2 separate regions of the Homo sapiens genome follow, and region 2 is linked to region 1. Evidence: chromatin loops called from intact Hi-C (ENCODE). Cell type or tissue: endothelial cell of umbilical vein. All regions are shown on one strand. Each heading gives the region's core, and the rest is flanking DNA. Links, peaks and the distances in the headings are about the cores only.

The links. A loop is a pair of places that touch in the nucleus more often than their neighbours do. Peaks named below come from ENCODE experiments on the same cell type or tissue, not always from the same donor. Only the 100,000 strongest peaks of a DNase experiment are listed, where the experiment ranks them.
Region 2: it touches region 1 in a loop (5-fold over the local background); 10 of 110 quality-filtered maps call a loop at or near these places.

Annotation. Positions count from the first base shown.
Region 1 is chr2:236,870,136-236,873,046 of GRCh38, reverse strand. No RefSeq gene overlaps it. Among named protein-coding and RNA genes, the nearest start is that of COPS8-DT, 210 kb to the left of the region's middle. In endothelial cell of umbilical vein, for the core only: no CTCF peak of the experiment used is centred there; a DNase peak (open chromatin) is centred at 1,296; H3K27ac peaks cover 2,461 bases.
Region 2 is chr2:236,574,984-236,577,894 of GRCh38, reverse strand. The region is part of intron 1 of ACKR3 (atypical chemokine receptor 3); the gene reads right to left. Among named protein-coding and RNA genes, the nearest start is that of ACKR3, 6.6 kb to the right of the region's middle. In endothelial cell of umbilical vein, for the core only: a CTCF peak has its summit at 1,669; DNase peaks (open chromatin) are centred at 1,694 and 2,094; H3K27ac peaks cover 1,953 bases.

The DNA.
Region 1 (2,911 bases), core at 263-2,762:
TATTTGAAAAAGATGAAAAATTTCACAGCTGTTTTCACATATTCCTTTTAATGACTTGACTTCCTGCACGGTTTGTAGCTAACTTTATGAGCAACAAGCCACCCCTTCGAAATGTGGATTCAGGAAAAAATTGCTGCATGTTTGCGACCCTTGCTGATCTGCATCATTTGCCTCAGTCTTTCATTATTAAAAAGCCAAAGAGCAGCAGTAACAACAGCAAAACTCCTCTACCTGATTACCTGGATTCAATAAGCCATGGAAAATGAAGGAGTGTATGAATTCCCTGAGGTAGATCTTCTGTATTTTCTAAGCTCACCAAGTCAATCTTGTTAACACTGGCCTATTTTAGCTACTAGTTCTTATTCAATGCTTTGTGAATAATCATAGCAACTAATTATAAAAGTGTCATTTTGTGCAGAATATTGACTCCAGATTAAATAGGTAAAGGGTTTTGTTTTTGATATGCTTTGTTTTCAATAATAAGAGCCATAAAACTCGAGCAAATCCTTCCTGCATGTAGTTGTACTAAGGACTTCATATAAAACATTGCATTTAATTGTCATAACAACTCTTTGGAAGGAGTTTTATCTTTAGCTCCATTTTACAGTTCAGAAGGTTAGGTAATGTGCCCAAGTTTATCCAACTACTGAGTGCCATGGCTTGACCTGCTGGCTCCTAAGTTCACGCTCAATCTGCTGTAACTTGCAGCTTTCCTAGAGTTAACCTGTATTCCTGTCCAGACAGCATGAGGAGAGATACTACATTCCATGTGAAAATCTGTTCAAGATGCATCTGCTTCCTCTGCTTGGGTCAGTGGGCGGCACTGGCAGAGTTTGCTGAGGAACCTGCTGACCATGAACTTCTAAACATGGGGTTATTTGCAGACCTAGACACAAGCGTAACATGTTACACACAGGAGTTTACCGTAAGTGTGTTGACAGAATGAATGAATGAACAAATAGATAAAGCATAACATGGACAAGTGTGGGTTCTGTTCAGGTTAAATAGGCTTTTTTGCTCCCACCATCCAAGACACGCAATATTAAATTTGCCAGCTTACGATGATAGTAACTTGAAAGCTACTAAAGGAAAGAAGTGTATTGCTGATCTCACCCTGTACATGTCTGGAAGAGCTCTACTTATGTGGAACTAATGGGAAGTTCCCGCTTTGACAGGAAGTGACTTGGAAAAGGAGACAGGATGAGTCAGTGAAATAGTCAGGCCTGCTCCCCTTTTCCTCACTCGATTCTGTGGCTGACGCCAGCTCCAGGGTATTTTCCTAAGCCCTCTTGACAGCTGGTGTTAGTTTCCTGAGGACACCAGGCTCACCACACTTTGCACAGCAACCCTGCGCACATACTCACTGGAGCAACACGTAAATAAGTATTAAAAGAAGAAGGAAATGGCTTTGTCCAGACTGTTCTGTGGTTGCTCTGTTGCAAACAGGAAGTAATGCAATAGGGATATACACAGAGTATGAATCACTAGAATAGTAAATATAGGTCAAGAGAAGAGAGCTCACATACACCCATCCTTGAGAATGATGTAGAGCTAGTTCCTGACCAGTAATAAAGTATGTGTTCATAATGGAATCATGTTATGGAAAGAGGTAATAAAGTGTCACCACATGTTTACAAGAAGACCATTTTAAGAGATACTTGGCATCAACTGGGCCACCATTATAAAACCATCTCCAGATGAGTCTCCAAAATTGAAGGGTGCTATCAAAAAGCCAGTTCACAGAGAGGCTAAGAAAATGGTCAAATGTTTAGAAAACAAGACAAATGGGGTAACTGTGTTTTTCCTCATTGAATAAGTAAAGGACTTGGGGCTTTTCCATTTGGAGAAAAGAATGTTGTTGGACAATTATAAATTATTGGTTCCTCATTCTTTAGGGGACATATATTGAAAAATGTATTTATATTTCTGGTACTTAGGTTGTACTTTAGACATTAATTGTTAATAGCCAAAGCTCGAACTTTTTGTATATTTAAACAGAGAGGCTTAAGAATCCCAAGAAAATCTTTTTGACAACCTTTCTTATGGTGGAAGCTGGGGAGGCTCCGTGTTACCTTCCTTGACACCTCCAACATTGGGAGTCTTCCTTCAGTGCCTGTCTTGCTTAGCAAGACTATCATGTCCTTATAGTGATTACTACCTTCTTCTTACACCTTCCCTCAGTCACTCAGTAACACTTGCCTAAGTATCCCCAGCACTCAACTAGGCTCTGGGAGGACTTCAAAGGTATAAAAAGTAGTGCCACCATAAATGGCATCAAGAAATACCCCTGTGAAATATACACTCAAATGATAGCCCAAGGCCATGTGTGGCCTGCTGGAAGGAGCCTAGATTCACACGAAGGTGTGGGTTCTGGTTCTGCCTAATCTTATCAGCTGTGTGGGCTTGAACATAATCTTATCAGCTGTGTGGGCTTGAACAAGACACTGTTTTTTTTACTGCGCTTTGGTTCTTCCTGTGCAAAGTGAGAAAAAATCAACTGCTTAGGAATAAACGCAACCATCCATTTTACTGTGCAGTCTAATCAGTAAATCACTGTTCAACTACAGGGACCCTATAAGGCAAAGTAGTGACTCAGCAGTGAGGGCAGGGGACAGTGAGAAGGTGAGCTTGGGAAAGACTTTGCAATGTTGAGGAGACTCGAATGGGACCTCAGGACCAGATAAGTTACTGAGGCAGGGGACAGGGAATCTACCTTGGGATGTCATTTTCTTTTAAAGGATATTAAGCAAAAATGTCCAGGCTCTTCAGAACTAATGCCGATTTAGGCATGACTGCATATGAAATACAGTGTCAAAGATTATAAATCAAATGAAAGAAGGAAAAATTTGTGTTACTATGTATGTTATAATCTAGAAGTTAGCTTTTAATGACTTGGATGGCAGAAGAGGGT
Region 2 (2,911 bases), core at 297-2,796, 300 kb after region 1:
GCTGGGTCCAGAGGGAGCTCGGCTGGCGCCTGGCTTGGGCTCCCTGCTCTGTCCCCACTGGCACAGCCACACAGCAGAAGCTGCCATAAATCCTGGGGTTTGGGCCATTCACAGGGGCTAGAAAGAAATGACCCTCAGTCTTTGTTCGCCCGAACTTGGATCCCGAATCCGCCCCACCTCTCTCCCCCACCATGGTGACATTCCTCTGGCTCAGGTCTTACTTGCCCTCCAGTGTAGAGACATGTCAGATGCCGGCTGGCCAGGCGCCTGGCCACTGCTCAGCATGGACAGGCCCCAGCAGGAGGCAGGGTCACTCAGTGAGAAGACGCCTGGTTCCCACATCTCGAGTGTGTCCTTCCTTCCAGTTCCTCCACTCTTAGCACAAAATAGACACTCACCCGCTTTGAGCTACCAGCAGCCTTCAGTATTCTCAGAGCCCAGAGTGGGACTGAGAGGTGGAAAAGGGCTCAGGGACCCCCATCCAGCCCTTGGCTTTCTACCTTTGCCTCTTTGGGTGACGAAAATTTGATTTAGGGACCATTGGTCCTCTGAGTCAAAAACAGTATTTCTGAGATAGGCACTTCCCCGCTCAGCCGTCCTCGCCTCTGTCCTTGCTTCTCCCCTCCCGGGTGGCACAGTGGGAAACTTCCAACAAGGGCATGGCTGTTGCTGCCCAAGGGCTGAATGAGAGAGCGGAGGCTGGAGCTCCTCACTGCCCCACCGATCACCGGCCACCTATCATCACTCACCGATCACCGATCCTCAATCATTAACCACCAGTCAGCCCAAGGAACAGCAGCCCACACTGGGGCTGGCCAGGAAACAAAGCCAGAGGCCCACACCCTGACCACCTGCTTTCCTCTCGGGGCCTGGACGGGCCTCTCCCTTCCCACCACCAAAGGTTCCAGGGGTCAGATAGGAAGGAAAGTACAGTGAAAAGGGAGATTAAGCAGACAGTGCAGTCATCAAGTCCTCTGCAAATTCAAATGGGAGCTAAAGAAAACAAAAAACAGAAAAACAAAAATGTCATACTATAGCTTACCCTTTTGTCATTTCGGTATTTTTCATGCATTAGGTTTCAGAAACAAGAGCTGTCTCCAGCAAACAGATTATTATTTGACAAAGACAATCCCCTTATTCAAAATAGGGAACTGCCGTGTAACATGGAAGGTGGCCTGCGACAAAGGCTCTGGCCGCCCCAGCCTGCGTGCAGGACGTTTAGGGTGGGCAGGGCCCACTTTCATTGACCACCATTCACTGATGGTTGTGCGTCCACTATTGGAGCAAAGAATCTTCCTAAATTACCTGCTTAGATCTTAATAAGTGACACTCTCAGAATCCCTGATAGGAACAAAAGCTTCATAGAGCAAACTATGAAATGTGTACCCAGGGCCCCTGGTTCTCAAAAGCCTGGTGACAAAGCTCCCTGCAAAATCTGAAAGTGGAGAGAGGGAGGGAGGCCTCTAATGAACCCCCAGCGGGCCCTGCACAGAAATCACAGGTCCCCTCAAGCAAAAGCAGGGGATTACCTCATCCCATACAGAAAGAGCTGACTGCATTCCGCACAGATCTGGATGGGCCAGCCCTCGGGTCCTTGTATACATTCTTAATGCCTCTCAGCCTGTGCGGGGTCTGTTTACGCTGGGAAGTTGGGAAGGCCGATAGCCACAGGGCCTGAAGGAGACATCCACTTAGACCAGTCACCCTCTGCTGGAATCAACCAGCAATTCCATTCCCGCTTGAGGCCAGGGTCTAAGAAACATGTCTGGGTGTGAATCAAACCTGCCCACTGCCTGCGTCTCTAGGGCCTCAGTGCCCATGCCAGGGCAGGCAGGGGAATGAGACCCACTTCTGACACTTAGGTTCTAAGGTTTCTGCATAAAAGATTCCAGGGGGAAGGAAGGGGAGGGGGTGCAGAACAAAAGACGTTTCTTTCCAGTTCTATGATGATACAAATTCATACGTTTCTCTCCTCAAAATATTCATGTGTCTCCAAATGTACACAAGATGTTTTTTAAAGCAGTATTTATTTACGAGCAAACACTGGAGACAACGTAAATGTCTTTCAACAAAGGCACGACTCAGTAAAGCCTGGTGTCTCCGCCATCTGGAATATAATACAGCTGTGAGAGGGAGGCCTCCCTTCATGCACAGGGAGAGTTACGACATGCTGTTCAGTGAAAGACAATACGCAGACACACGCACACACAGCACAACCCCAGAAACGCACACACAGCACAACCCCAGACACGCACACACAGCACAACCCCAGACACACACACACACAGAGCACAACCCCAGACACACGCACACACAGCACAACCCCAGACACACACACACACACAGCACAACCCCAGACACACGCACACACAGCACAACCCCAGACACACACACACACAGCACAACCCCAGACACACGCACACACAGCACAACCCCAGACACACGCACACACAGCACAACCCCAGACACACACACACACACAGCACAACCCCAGACACACGCACACACAGCACAACCCCAGCTATGCAGAAAGAAACACAAAAATTACATTTGTGTATTTTTATATGTAAATACATGTGCACGAAGGCATAGAAAAAGACCTGCAGTAAGTATAAAACTTGGGGCTGGGAAGGTAGGAGGAGGGAACAAAAGGAGACTTGTAGTTTTTACTCTATAAACTTCTGTGTTATTTGAAATTTGACATCAAGAATTATGTAAATTTTCATAGAGGGAGGAATGGTCCACAGAACAATCGAGGTTCATGTTGCATTTTCCTGGACCACAGAGACCCAAGGGAGAACAAAAAGCAGTGAACGTCAGCTTTCATTCCCTTTTTCCCAGCGCTTGCTCTGTTTTATCTCATTCATTCCTTCGTACAGGGGTCACCTTTTTAGCGGCCCTGTCGCACGTT